Regions from separate parts of the Homo sapiens genome. Here region 1 is linked to region 2. A link is a contact called in ENCODE Hi-C or POLR2A ChIA-PET data. All regions are on one chromosome and are shown on one strand. The core of a region is the stretch at or near the end of the contact, and the rest is flanking DNA. Distances in the headings are between cores, read along the strand shown. Region 1 overlaps IGF1R (insulin like growth factor 1 receptor). Region 2 has its middle 100 kb from the start of IGF1R.

Region 1 (7,707 bases), core at 73-2,572, 360 kb before region 2:
AGCTTGTGGGGGGTCAACCCTGGGCCTTCTCCCTCCCCCATTCATCTTTCATTCTGAGCAGCCCCAGCTCCAGTCCCTGGAGGTGTGGGGGAGGAGGAAGAGCCACTAACATGCAGTGCTCTTGGGCCTCTCATCCAGGCAAGAGGACTCGGAGTCCAACACAGTGGTTCTCCAAGTTCAGTGTGCACAAAGCTTGTTTGCAAAGGGCTGGGCCCCACCCCCAGAGCTTCTGATTCAGCTGGGGTGGGCAAAGAATCTGCATTTATCACAAATCCCAGGTGGTGCTGACCCCTGCTGTGGTCCCTGGACCACACGTGGAGAACCAGCAATCTAGGAGAGGCTGAGTTCCAGTGAGGTGGTGGAGGACCAAAGCCCACCAAACCAGACGTGGCTTCTGCCCCAGAGGGTGTGCACACGAGTAGCAGATCCAACCAGCACAGGAAGCCGTTCTATCTGGCTACCCAGGTGGCAGGACAAGTCCATCCCTGGAGAGGCAAGAAAGCAGACAGCTACGGCTTAGGTCTAGAGAAAGATCCCCGCAGTGGGCCTTTCTCTCTGGCTTCCCCAGGAAGGCAGCAGACAATGCCAGGGTTGACTTCTGAGTCCTCTGTGCTGATGGGCCTGATCCCCATGGACCGTGAATCCTTCTTCTCCTCTTCCTGCTCTGCTTCTTACTAAGTTTGGGAATCAGTGCAGTACTTTGAGTGACTTCTAAGATCCACTCACAGATCTAATGTATAAACACACAAAGGAGAAAGAACCCCAGCCCTCCCTGCAGAGCCAGCGTAGCCAGGACAAAACAGAACCCCTAAGGCTTCGTCTGCCCTGGAGGCTATGTCCATTGGGGATCTCTCTGCATCTGGTGAGGGTCTTCATTTACACCCAAACCAGGACCTCTAACCAGCTGGTCAATCCTCAGCCTGATTCTCATTTACAGTAAAGCACAAATTATGGTTACAATGCTGCCAAGCAGCCCTGTGACATTTTCCTGAACATTCACAAAGGGACGTCAGACCAGGAAGGAGTTCAGAGACTGGGACCCAGGACCAGAAATGCCATGAATGAGCTGCACAGCCATGCGCAGATCCCTTAGTGCTATCTGTAGCCCTGTTTACTCACTCGTAGGACAACAAGGGGAATGCACAGGTGACATCTAAGCTCCCTGTCTACTTTAAGAACGACCAGAAGGAGTCACAGAGCCACCACGGAATCTGCATCACAAGCCTGAAGCCCAACCCTTTCCTGAGCACTGGGCTCTCTGTCCACACAAGTGCTGGGGGTGGAGGTTGGAGTCCTGCCAGCACAGGGGTGCAGTGAGCACACAAGTGAGTCGAAAGACAGAGCCTCTGAAGCTAAGTCAGGCTCCTCACACGCCCATCTTCAGGCCTCTGGACACATTAGTGACCACCAAACCGGTAGCAAAAACTTGTAAGTCAACAGTTCTTTCCTTTCAGTAAGGGCTCCCTCCTGAACACACAGCTATCCTGGAAAAGCAGCATAAGACATTGTCCAAATGATCCCAGATCTGGTCAATGCAACACAAGGTGTGTTTCCTGGGGAGCAGTGCCAGGATATGGCCCAGCTGGCGCTACTGTTGCTGGGGGTAGACCCCATCCATACCTGCTGTTTCTCACTACCAGGCTGCAGGTGACACTGCTGGAGGTCAGAGGGGCTCCATGCAGTCATACAACGGAAGGAGGGATGGAGTGGAAATGGATGTGTCATAAGCCCATTCTTGCTCATAGGTTTCTCCAGCTCCAAAGGAGACTGCAGCGATGCACCCCCAAATGTCGGGCTGCTTCCAGGTACCTGAGTTAGTTACAGGACAAAATCTCCTTGTTGATGAAGAAACCTCTGGGCTGCCGGTAAGGACCAATTAATCAGGCCAAACTTCCATCTACACCCAGAACCAGGCCTCTTTTCATAAACTAATTTCACTAGCAGGGAACGGAACCACACCAAAAATACCTTCTGAACAAAACATTCTTCTCCCCCACGGGAGGAAGCATGAATTATAAACCAGGAATTTGACAAATGAATGGCAGGCACACTGAAATTCTGTGTATTTGACTAATCACTTTGAAAAGCAAGATTATCTTTTTACAGTAAACACAAACATTTTTTACAATCATTGAAGAGGCTGGGAGCCAGGATACCAATATCAATAAAACCCAGGCATTATGGAGCCTGTGGAAGCTAAAGAAAAATAAAAATAAAACCCTTGTCAAAATAATAATCAAGCCATTCATGAGCTGCCTGTCAATACCATGCTTGTTTTTCGAGCCACAGCTTGGGGCAAGGCTCCCCGCTAAATTCCTTCCATGATTAGGTGAGAATTAAGAGAAGGTAAAAGGCAGAGACCTGTCTGCACATCTTTAAAATATGCATACGCTAAAGTTATCATTGTTTCCTGAAGAAAAAGATTACTTAAGTAAATTATTCAGTAAATGTGATTTCCTAATTGTTTCTTAGCTTACTGCCTTTACATTCAAAGAATGCTTTTAAAAATTAGGTTTTTTTTTTTTTTTCCCCTTGAGACAGGGTCTCACTCTGTAATCCAGGTTGGGGTGCAGTGGTGCAATGACAGAGCACTGCAGCCTCAACTTCCCAGGCTCAAGCTACCCTCCTACCTCAGCCTCCCAAGTAGCTGGGACCATAGGTATGCCCCACCATGCTTGGTTAATTTTTCTTTTCTTTTTTTTTTTTAACAGCTGGTATCTCACTATGTTGCCCTGGCTGGTCTCAAACTCCTGGGCTCAAGCAATGCCTTGCCATGGTCTTCCAAAGTGCTGGGATTACAGGTGTGAGCCACCACACCTGACCAGTTACTTATTTTTCTTTAGCTTCCATGTGCTCTATGATATCCAGATTTTATTGATATTGGTATCCTGGTTCTCAGCCTTCTCTATGTTGTAAAAAATGTTTATTTCTACACTTGGGTAGGCCCTATCTCCCAATCTGTAGACCACACAGGATGGGAACAGTTGGTTATCTTCCTGAGGACATCTCTATGTTATCTCTATCGATATTTGAGTGGTGAAGACAGCCCCAGGTACACGGTTCAGAGCACTCCATCTGGGAATCCAAAGGTCAGGTCTGAGCCTCATCTCCAGCATTTACTGAGGAACCCCTCTGGGCAAAAGATTTATTCAGCTCTCCCAGGCTGGAGTCTCTCAGCTGCAAACTGGGGGTGCCTTCCCTGCTTTTCTGGCTGAGGCCAGTTGGAAGAATTGGATGGGCTAAACATAAAAGGATACCGTGAGCTTTTAATCACCCCACAAAAGTGCAGGATGACATGTGCTATTCTCTGAAGTGTGAAAGTCCCCTGGAACAAAGTCTCAGAACAGGAAGGTCCTGTGCCCTGATAAATGGAGCTGAACCCGAGGTCTCCAGCCTACAGAGGTAGGAAGGGACAGTTTCCCCATTTTCAGTGCTTGCTGACATACTGAAAACAATTCTGCAATTATACAACCAATCATTCCAGTTCCTTCCTTCGAGGAGAAAATTGCCTCTTCACGGCTGTCTCTAGGGGGCATCAGAACCCAGGACACAGGCTGTCATCAGCAACAGAGCCATCTGCAACTGATAAGAGTATTTGGCCTTTTTTGCCTTTCTGCAGATGCTCCCACCAATCCATCTGCAAACAGGCTGGTTTATATCATGTCCACTCTCCCCCAAATCCAATATTTACATCAACCTTAGGGGTTCAGCAAGGGTGGATATGTCTATCTAGGTGGAACCAGGCACCATACAGATATTCAGACAATGTTTCCTCTTTGTTTAGGTGTTTCTTAAAAATAGCTTTACTTCTGAAGTATAACCTGCCTATCAAATATTCACCCATCAGGCCAGGCACGGTGGCTCACACCTGTAATCCCAGCACTTTCAGAGGCCGAGGCAGGCAGATCACGAGGTCAGATGATCGAGACCATACTGGCTAACATGGTGAAACCCCGTCTCTACTAAAAATACAAAAAAATTAGTCGGGCGTGGTGGTGAGCGCCTGTAGTCCCGGCTACTCGGGAGGCTGAGGCAGGGGAATGGTGTGAACCCGGAGGCGGAGCTTGCAGTGATCCGAGACAGCGCCACTGCACTGCAGCCTGGGTGACAGAGTGAGACTCCATCTCAAAAAAAAAAAAAAAAAAAAATTCACCCATCATTCCATGAGCTTCCGTAAATTTACACAACTGTCCAACCATCACCACTACTCAGTTCCAGAACACTTCCATCATCCAAGAGTTCCCTCATTCCCATTGGTGGTCAATCTCCACCTCTTCCTTGCAGCCATCCCTGGTCTGCTTTCTGTCTCTATAGTTTTGCCTTTTCTGCAAATTACATACGAATGAGTCATATAATATGTAGTCTTTTGTGTCTGGATTTTTTCTTTTCACTTAGCCTAATGTTTTAGAGGTTCACCCATGTTGTAACACGTGTCATACTTCACGTCTTTTTATTGTTGAGTAGTCAGTTGTCCTTTGTGCCACATTTCATTTATCCATTTATCTTTCTATCCACTCATCTGCTGATGAACATCTGAATGGTTTCCAGTGGGTCTTTCTTTTGGGCTGGGGGTCGGGGGAATCCCGGGAGGCTATTATGAGTAATACTGCTACCAGCATTCATACACAAGTCTTGTGTGGGCATGTTTTCATTTCTCTTGGGTGGATCCCGGAATTGCTAGGTCACAGGGTTGGTGTATATTTTCCAAAAGTCCCAGGGAAATGTGAAAAAGCGGCCATGTTTCAGCCTGACCTTTGAGCTCCAAGAAGGTATTACAAAGCACTGCGTGTTGCACAGTCGAGTGGTAGGAACAAAAGCATAGAAATGCCTATCCGCGAATTTCAATTCTTTTAACTCACCACCCTCCATCTACTTTTTCCTTCTTCTTTTCAAGGCAACAATCCTTGGTAGCACCAAATAATGTGAAACTTTAACTCCTTATTTATCTGATGCCATCAGGAAACAAGGTTGTCCAAACAAGGGGATTTTCCAGATAGTGAAAATATTCTCTTACTCAAGAGCTTAAAAATTAGCTATTTTATAAAAATTGTGTACATGTGGATTACAAAACCTGTTTCCTTTGTAAACAGCAGAGCGGTCTTGATTTTCTTAATGTCTAAGGTCATTACTCTAGAAATACACCCTATGGTGTCCTTGAGGAAACCATGGCTATGGCTTTTGTAACTGGGTTACAAAATCAGCTCACGCCGAGTGCGATATAAAAGTCAACAGGCTCTGAGTGAGGAATAAGAGCTCTACTCTATGTAAAATGCTTGAATTTTCTGTTCTGGATGGCTCAGGAGACTTTTTGAGGGGGATCTCAGTGACATTTTGGAAAGCCAAGGTTGTCAGAGTTGAAGGATCTCTGTACCTTGAATTGTTCTGTTCTCCATCAAAAACAAAAGGCTACAGAACAGAACTTTCATCCTATTGAACCAAATGGAAACATTTATGTTATCACTGGCTATAAAAGAAGTTCAAGAAGGCCGGGCGTGGTGGCTCAAGCCTGTAATCCCAGCACATTGGGAGGCTGAGGCGGGCGGATCACAAGGTCAGGAGTTTGAGACCAGCCTGAACAACACGGTGAAAGTCCGTCTCTACTAAAAGCAAAAATAAGCCGGGCGTGGTGGTGCGTGCCAGTAATCCCAGCTATTCAGGAGGCTGAGGCAGGAGAATCGCTTGAACCCAGGAGGCAGAGGGTGCAGTGAGCCGAGACAGCGCCACTACACTCCAGCCTGGGCGACACAGCAAGATTCCATCTCAAAAAAAAAAAAAAAAAAAAGTTCAAGAAAATAGTGTGACACGTGTTAACAACATGGGTGAACCTCTAAAACATTAGGCAGCAGTGTGAGGGGAAAATATTTAGGAAAAAAAACCGTCAAAGTGCTTTGTGATATGCACATGGGAAGAAATGAAGGGATAAAGCAGTGGTTTCCAATCTTTGCTGCCTGCTGAAGTGCCTAGGGATCTTTAGACAAGCACTGATTCCTGGATCCTAACCCCAAACGCTCCTATTGAATTGGGGTGGGGGTGCAACTTGGACATCAGGATTTCTCAACTCCACCCCTGCCCCCACCCCCAATGATTCCATAATGTGTAGCAAAGTTTGAGAAACACTGGGATGAAAGCTATCTTGGCTTAAACCAAAAGCACACCGAAATAAAAATTTCAGACAGCTCTGCTAACACTCCTCTATTCAAAAGCCTTGAATACGTTCCATGGTCTTCCTAAATTATAACCCTTTATACCTGCGTGCAAAACATCTTACATAACTCTAGTACCACCCACCTCTCCAGTGTTAGTTGCCCAACAGGCCCCAGGATGCCCCAACTCGTTGCCTTTGCTCCTGCCACCCTACCTTGAATTGCCTTTCTTCACTTCAATCCTCTGCTTTCCTCAAGTTTTTCCCGAAAGCCTTCAAGGCCCATCTCAAATGCCACCTCTTGTCAGAAGCCTGTCTGATCTTCTCAGGTATCTGGCTCTTCTCCATGCCTAGGGCACATTTCTTTCTTTCCCTTGTATCACTGTGCGAGTTCTGCTTTGCACTGCTGATGTTTATCTGACTATCGTATCCTGTCCTTCTCTTTCTCGCTCTGACTCTTCCCTTCTTGCAGAAGTGAGGGCAGCTAGTGAAGGGGCCAGACCTAACTCTGTCCCTGAGTCTAAGGAGAAATGAACAGCTGAGGTGTTGCTAGCGGTCTCAACACCTGAAGCAAACAGAGCTCTTGGGGAGCTCATCATCGTGAGGATGGGCTATACCTTTGTGGTCATGGGCCAGGAAGACAGGGTGAGAGAAAACTTCCCATCGGGAGGTAAAAGATTCTTAAGAGCCCAAGCTCAAGAAAGAGCCTCTTAGAAGCTGCACGCAGGAATGAAAGGCTGGAGCCAGCATCCTTGGAGCTGCAGGACTACTGGGGAGCAGCAGCAGCAGGGAAAACCCAAGGCCCACTTGCCCTCCCCTGCATCTAAAATGGTAAGAGCAGGCCAGGGGCCCGGGCTTACCTGGAAAGCCTCCCAAACACCTGAGCACGCAACCTTAAAAAGATTTTGCTGATGCTTCAGGTTTTATGCAAGTTTCAGATAATGAGAAAGACATCATAAATATTCTTGCAAATAAAAATCAGGCTTTAATTTCTAACTACATTTAAGTGCACAATACTTAGTTAACACTCCATGAAAAGGTAACCACATAATAATTCCTAATGGAAATTAATTAAACTCTCCTCTCAGCATTCACCTCTATGTCTATCATTTGCTTAGTCTAGAAACAAAAAAGTATATCATTAAGCAACAAGAAAATTTGACAGCTACTGCTCTGCTGAAGAAGAAATGCTCACAGACACCCGAGATTCCAGAAACACAAACCTACTTAGAAAAAAAAAAAGCGGAGAAAAATTCATTTTAAAATTTAATACAAGAAACAATAATCATCACCTTAAACTGGTAGGGCCTCAGCTTGCCAGGTAAGTGACTGAGGAGTCTGGGGCTGGGTGCAGCGGCAGCCTCCTTCGATTTGCAATGAGAAAGAAGTTTTTTAAGGATTGGTGTTCCCCAGTGGGGAGGACACTGTGCTTTTCAAGGATGGAATGAAGAGCTGCCCGCTCTCGTTAGCTCTATCAGATGATGGAATTTTAAGAATTTAAGACTGACCAAGAGTTAGTCTGAGAAAAACAGGGAGGCTGTAAAGAAACCCTTATGCAGTAACTT
Region 2 (7,132 bases), core at 500-2,999:
AGGGTGCTGATTGGTGTGTTTACAAACCTTGAGCTAGATACAGAGTGCTGATTGGTGTATTTACAATCCCTTAGCTAGACATAAAGGTTCTCCATCCCCACCAGACTCAGGAGCCCAGCTGGCTTTACCCAGTGGATCCTGCACGGAGGCCGCAGGTGGAGCTGCCTGCCAGTCCTGTGCAGTGTGCCCGTACTCCTCAGCCGTTGGGTGGTCGATGGGCCTGGGCGCTGTGGAGCAGGGGGTGGCACTCTTCGGGGAGGCTCGCGCCATGCAGGAGCCCATGGCAGGCGGGGTGGAGTCTCAGGCATGGCGGGCTGCAGGTCCCGAGCCCTGCCCTGCAGGGAGGCAGCTAAGGCCCGGTGAGAAGTCGAGCACAGCAGCTGCTGGCCCATGTGCTAAGCCCCTCACTGCCTGGGGCCGGTGGGGCCGGCTGGCCGCTCTGAGTGCGGGCCCGCCAAGCCCACGCCCACCCAGAACTCGCGCTGGCCCGCAAGCACCTCCCGCAGCCCCGGTTCCCGCCTGCGCCTCCCCCTCCAAACCTCCCCGCAAGCTGAGGGAGCCGGCTCTGACCTTGGCCAGCCCAGAAAGGGGCTCCCACAGTGCAGCGGCGGGCTGAAGGGCTCCTCAAGCGTGGCCAGAGTGGGCACCAAGGCCGAGGAGGCGCCGAGAGCGAGCAAGGGCTGTGAGGGCTGCCAGCACGCTGTCACCTCTCACTTCTAAACTGCCAGAGAATCCCTGAGAGGAGGCTGGTCTTCCTGACATTCTGTTCACACTATTAATTTGTTTTGCAAACCTTTTTAATGGAAGGAGAATTATATAAACCACCACCCTGCTCCTGTGTATACTATTCCACAGCATCAGCATCACTTGATAACTTGTAGAAATGCACCTTCCTCGCTGGGTGTGGTGGCTCATGTCTATAATGAGGGAGGCCGAGGCAGGAGGATGGCTTGAGCCCAGGAGGTGGAGGCTGCAGTGAGCCATGACTCCACCACTGGACTCCAGCCTGGGCGACAGAAGGAGACCCTGCCTCTAAAAAGAAAGAAAGAAATACACATTTCTGGGGCCCAATCTAGAGCGATCGAACATAATTCTGGGCGTCGGGCTCAGCGCTCTGAGTTTTGACAACCCCCCTACGCCCAGCTCATTTGAGAATGCCGGTCTGAGATGACTGATTCCCAGCTTGGAACATTTGAGTTACTGAGGTGATTGATTCTAAGAGTCAGCTGGAGCCAGGACTAGCAGACTGGGAATACATTCGTTTAACAATGGAATACCATTTTCAAATCATCATGCATTTCTTTTCTGGGTGCCATCTCCTGTGCAGGGGAGGACTGGAAAGACAGGGAAATTCTGGTAGCCTTGGGAAGGCAGAAGGGTGGGGCTTGGCTGGCCAGGGGACGGGCGCGGAGGGGGAGGGAAGAAGAGGAGGAAGCCGCGGGGCCTCACAACCCATCTGGTTGGAAACGTCCTGCAGTGCCGCCCGAGCCGCAGGAACCGGAGCCAATTACAAGTTTATATAATAGAGTCAGTCTCCCCGGGCCTCCCCTCTCCGCCCCACCCCTGCCGGCTTTGGGGATGGGGGAGGAAACGCTTTCCGTGAAATACAGGCTGGATCTAGGACGGAGGATGCCTTTTCTGGATTGACAACTAGGGGCCAGTCCTGAGTGTGAGAAACTCCTGGGGTCCTGTTTTGGGATCCGGACACCTCGGGCGCCGCGCAGGCCTCCTTGTGCCTCGGGAGCGGCCCCGCCTACGGAACGGGACCTGGAAGGGAGGTGTCCGGGTCGAGCGTTCGCGCTGCTCCCCGCCGCACGGTGTGAGCTCGCCGGGTTTATGTAACGCCTGCCCTTCGCGGAGGACCGTGTCATGTCCGAATCGCGGAGGACGGAGGAGGCGGGGGCCTGGGCCGCGACGCCCGCCCACGTGACCGTCAGATGACTGGGGTCTAAGTTTGCACGAGCTCCTTTACCGTAACGCTGAAGGCTCCTCATCAACATCGGCTCTTAGTCATCCCCGAGTGACATTTGATATGAGCAACAGCTCAGGACGGGGAAATGGCAACGCGGATGCTGATGGAGACGAGGAACGGCTGCTGCGACCGCCTCTGATTTGGGCTGGAACGGGAGTTTATGCGGAGTCAAGGAAACCCACCGCGAAGGGTGCCAGGGAAGACCAGGGCACTTTTCTAGACAAAGAATCTTAGATTCTTTGGGGCTAGATGCAGAGAGTCCGGGAGAAACTGTTCACCGGGTGCCAGGCAGGCGGCTGACCACGCAAGCCACGCTTCAGATTTGTGGGTTGGTTTTAGAAGTCACATGAGGTCTGCCTGGACGCCCCTCCCGATCACGTCAATTATCTGTCACAACTTCTCTGTGCGCCCCAGGGACCAGCCCCATGCCCCCAGCGGGGGAGTTGGTTACAGCTGCAGAATCCCGGCCCCACCCCGCCTCCAGAGCACGAGCCTGCGCTAGAAGGATATCACCAGGGGATGGGGGGGAATGCGAGGGGGGCGGGGAGGTGGTCACGGATGCAGAGGCTGTCCTGGCTGCTGAGGCAAAAAGCCCGTCCCAAGCCCTGCATGGGCTCCTACTGCACTTCAGGATTTGGGGGAATGCAGAATCGTGGTCTTTGAGTTTTCATTAATTCAATAAAGATTTCTCAAAAGCCTAAATTCTAGACCCAAGACAGTGGGAATTAAACAGGGCTGAATATGACGCTATTGGCTATACCAGGACCACGCCTGAGCATTGCATGCACGCTCCAGCTATGCATAACTTATTTATTTTAAAAGAAGGAAGGAAGAGAGGGAGGGAAACAAGGTGTTTCTTAAGAGTAGAGGAGGGGAGAGGCAACTTGTTGCTTTCACTGGCAACAGTTAACTCCATAAGCAATTTCCTCACTTAAAAGAAAAACAAATGAAGTAGAGTGGTAGGCTTTTGAAAGGAGGAGCAGAGAGCTCCGGTGAGTGGAAACCTAGCTTTTATTCACCTTAGGGCCTTGTTAAAACACATTTGCCTTGAGATAAAAGGGTTTCTTTTGGGACGATCCCAAAATGACTTTGCTTGATTCAATTAAGCAAGACCTAACGAAAGAGAATTCCAGCTTAAGATACGCATCATCTCACCAGGTGAGTTGTAAATACATTCTGACCAGGTTTCAGAGGCAAGCTCTTGAAAATTTAATCTATTTAAAAACTGCATATCCTTGCCACAAATTGCTTTGAAGAAGATCGCTGAGCTGATTGCATGCTGAGATAATTATTCTGTATCACCACTTAGGGAACAAGATTTTTTGATAAATACTACAGTGTCAGTCTTTGTTAATGACTTGGGAGGGGAAGGAAAGGATTCGATATAGCTGAGGCTGGTTTTATTTTCTTGCCTCTTTCCCATGAACGCAGGCTGTGGGAAGCAGGTAGAGTCTTGGTTTATGAACTCTGAACGCTATTGAGTAACCTATTCACCTGTCAAATCCCTAATCCCCGCATGAAGGTGTACAGATGGTATTGGAGTAGAACACGAAACTGAGAGGTGAAGCCAGCCGGACTTCTGGGTCGGGTGGCAACTTGGAGAACTTTTATATCTTACAAGAGGATTGTAAAACGCACCAATGGGCGCTCTGTAGCTAGCTAGAGGTTTGTAAAATGCACCGATCAGTGCTCTGTAAAAATGCACCAATAGGCGCTCTGTAGCTAGAGGTTTGTAAAATGGACCAATCAGCACTCTGTAAAATGGACCAATCAGCAGGACATGGGCGGGGACAGATAAGGGAATAAAAGCTGGCTACCCCCCAGCCAGCAGAGGCAACCTGCTTGGGTCCCGTTGCATGTTGTGGGATATCTGTTCTTTTGCTCTTCACATTAAGTCTTGCGGCTGCTCACTGTTTGGGTCTGTGCCATCTGTAAGGGCTGTGACACTCACTGTGAAGGTCTGCGGTTCCATTCTTGAAGGCAGCGAGACCAGGAACCCACCAGAAGGAACAAACCCCAGACACAAAACCAGTCTCCACCTGCGCAGGGCCCTGCCTGTGCCTTACCTGCTTCCCCTCCTGGAGACTCCCACCTGTGAATGGATAGATGGTAGTGTGTTGCTGGGTGCTGATGGGGGAAAGCCCTAGCCTGTACCCCCGTTATGGATAATATGGAAGTCAGGGTTCTCAGGTGCTGGTGAGCCAGGCCTCCCCACATCCTACGTATGACAGCACAGGCTCATTTCTCAGTGCTCTGCCCCACTGAGCCTGGATGTGACCTCAGAGGAGTCCTTAGCACTGTGATTAATCTCTTCATGCTTTTCTTCCTTTTTTTTTTAGACAGGGTCTCTCTCTGTCATCCAGGCTGGAGTACAGTGGCACCACTGTAGCTCACTGCAACCTCCGCCTCCTGAGGTCAAGTGATTCTCCCACCTCAGCCTCCCTAGTAGCTGGACTACAGGCGTACACCATCACACCCAGCTAATTTGTGTATTTTTTGGTAGAGACAGGGTTTCGCCACGTTGCCCAGGCTGATATCCCAACTCCTGGCATCAAGAGATCTGCCTGCCTCAGCCTCCCAAATTGCTGGGATTACAGGCATGAACCACTGTGCCTGGCCTCATTCTTTCAATAACTTAATAAATACTTATTAGGAATCTATTCTATACAAGTCGCTGATAACATAGAAGAAAAGAGAAAGAAAGAAATATAGATGGATGAATGGTGCATAGAAATAATACAAAGCACTAGGACAATGGTTAGTGGTTGGGAGGAGTAACTTTAGATATTGTAGTCAAGGAAAGCCTCTCTGAGGAGGTAACATGAGGAAGAGTTATTTCAAAAGCCAGAGGGGAAAGCCAGGCCCAAACAAAACAACAAAACAGGCCGGGTGCGGTGGTTCACACCTATAATCCCAGCACTTTGGGACGCCCAGGTGGGCAGATCACAAGGTCAGGAGTTTCAGACCAGCCTGGCCAATAAGGTGAAACCCTGTCTCTACTAAAAATACAAAAATTAGCCAGGCATGGTGGCGTGTTCCTGTAGTCCCAGCTACTCAGGAGGCTGAGGCAGGAGAATCACTTGAACCCAGGAGGCAGAGGTTGCAGTGAGCCGAGATCATGCCACTGCACTCCAGCCTGGGTGACAGAGCAAGATTCCATCTCAAAAACAAAAACAACCAAAACAACAACAACAACAACAAAAACTGTGTGTGCAAAGGCCCTGAGGCAGGAATGAACCTAACATGATCAAAAACCTGGCTCAGAACATGGACCCAGTGAACCACTTTGGACACTTGATGGGCATTTGATGGGTTGCCTCCGTGTGATCTCTAATTCTTGATGACTAGGCTGAAGTGGGAGCTGGACTCATAGGTGTGTAGACGGGGGTCTGTAGTCCCATGTGGCTATTCATTCTCACCGAGGCAGCATTTCTGGTGAAGTTATAGCTGGATGGTATTTCATGGTCAACTTTAGTTTTAATGGGAGGTATGTGAGGAAGCAATATAGTATAATGGCTAGAATCAGAAGATCTTGATTGAGATCATAGCTCTTCTTACTGGTTTTCTGACCATGGACAAATAGTTTACATACCTTATACCTCAGTTTTCCCTTGGAAGTAATGATAAAACTATCTGTCTCACGGGGCAAAAAACAAATCACTGAATGGCTAAATCACCAAACAATTCACCAAACTTAGCAATTTACCAAAGCCTTGCATTAAACCAGTTTTTAGATATTTTAAATGAATATGAATATTCTTCAAAATATACGTACTTATTATGTATTTGATATACATTAAGAATATTTAGAAATGTAAAGCATGTTTGTAGCTCATTAATATATTCTTCATGAATATTACAGTTTAATAAAGGGAGTGTTAGAAAATAATCTCTATATGCTTAAATTATTTTTTAGCAATAATCATAACAAAATTAATAACAAAAATAGAAAATAAATGCAAACACTGGAAATTTCCTTATATTGAATCTTTACATAATCTTGTCAATAAAATGAATAAAAATAAGTTATCATGCAAAAAAAGGGAAAAAACTCAATCCAGCTATTCAATCAGTTTTATATTTACTAAAGATTAAACGTTGATATTTTGGTTACAGTCTCATGTAATATTATTTTATGTAAGTGTTCAGTAACTAGTAAGTGAATTTTAATAAAACCAAATTGTGTAAAAGGTAGAGTTTAGTCAATTACTAATGTAACAATTTTTTAAAATTTGTCCTTTAGTTTTGTTTTGTTTTGTTTTGTTTTGTTTTGAGACAGAGTCTCGCTCTGTTGCCCAGGCTGGAGTGCAGTGGCACTATCTCTGCTCACTGCAAGCTTTGCCTCCCAGGTTCACACCATTCTACTGCCTCAGCCTCCTGAGTAGCTGGGATTACAGGCGCCCACCACCACATCCGGCTAATTTTTTGTATTTCTTAATAGAGATGGGGTTTCACTGTGTTAGCCAGGGTGGTCGCAATCTCCTGACCTCATGATCCGCCTGCCTTGGCCTCCCAAAGTGCTGGGATTACAGGAGTGAGCCACTGTGCCCGGCCTTGTCCTTTAGTTTAAAACCAACAACAATTAGAAGAAAAGAATAAACTTAAGTGTCAAATTTAGTCAAATATTTTATGCATGGACTAAAATTTGCATTCATCAAACAAAAATATTACACCTTGTACTTCTCACTGTTTCACTGTTTCAAATTTTAAAACACAAATCAAAACTCACACAGTTACATAGAGTGAGAGAATTGAGCTACATCAAATTCTGTTTTCTTTCTCCATTATCAGTGTGCTATCAGTGTTTACTTTGATTCTACACTTTAAAGGCAGCAGGCATAAATAGTATCACAGGGCGGGAAATGCTAGCTGAGCCACTCCACATTGTTATAGTAACAAACATCTCAAAAACAAACAAACAAACCCTATTGCTTGGGTTCATCTGTGGAGGACTGGCTGTAATTAGGAATTTTCTGAATTAAGTTACATGTAGAATGATAATGCTTATTAAAGGATAAGTAATTAGAATGTGTTAATTTGAAGCTTACATGCATATCACTCAAACTCAACAGTAGTCCCTGCAATTGTTTAGAACTTAAACCAAAGAATATTTGAGGAGGGGAGGTGACTTTTATCACTGATGTTATTTAGAACTGCCAG

Evidence for each region. Hi-C counts contacts between places; a loop is a spot of excess contacts on that map. ChIA-PET counts read pairs that join two places held with the same protein, here RNA polymerase II (POLR2A).
Region 1: a loop to region 2 is called in a map of left cardiac atrium, with 2.2 times the contacts of the local background. The contact joins two enhancer-like sites. A Hi-C loop is called at or near these places in 1 of 168 maps with a recorded cell type or tissue (left cardiac atrium). POLR2A ChIA-PET finds 5 or more read pairs at or near these places in 1 of 52 experiments (activated T-cell).

Annotation. Positions count from the first base shown.
Region 1 is chr15:98,900,491-98,908,197 of GRCh38, reverse strand. All of the region lies in intron 5 of IGF1R (insulin like growth factor 1 receptor), which reads right to left. Among named protein-coding and RNA genes, the nearest start is that of PGPEP1L, 100 kb to the left of the region's middle. RefSeq lists an enhancer at 1-332. Within about 2 kb of position 1,322, at least 8 of the 41 ENCODE cell types and tissues checked have a DNase peak (open chromatin) inside an H3K27ac peak, as active enhancers do.
Region 2 is chr15:98,543,153-98,550,284 of GRCh38, reverse strand. No RefSeq gene overlaps it. Among named protein-coding and RNA genes, the nearest start is that of IGF1R, 100 kb to the left of the region's middle. Within about 2 kb of position 1,749, at least 28 of the 41 ENCODE cell types and tissues checked have a DNase peak (open chromatin) inside an H3K27ac peak, as active enhancers do.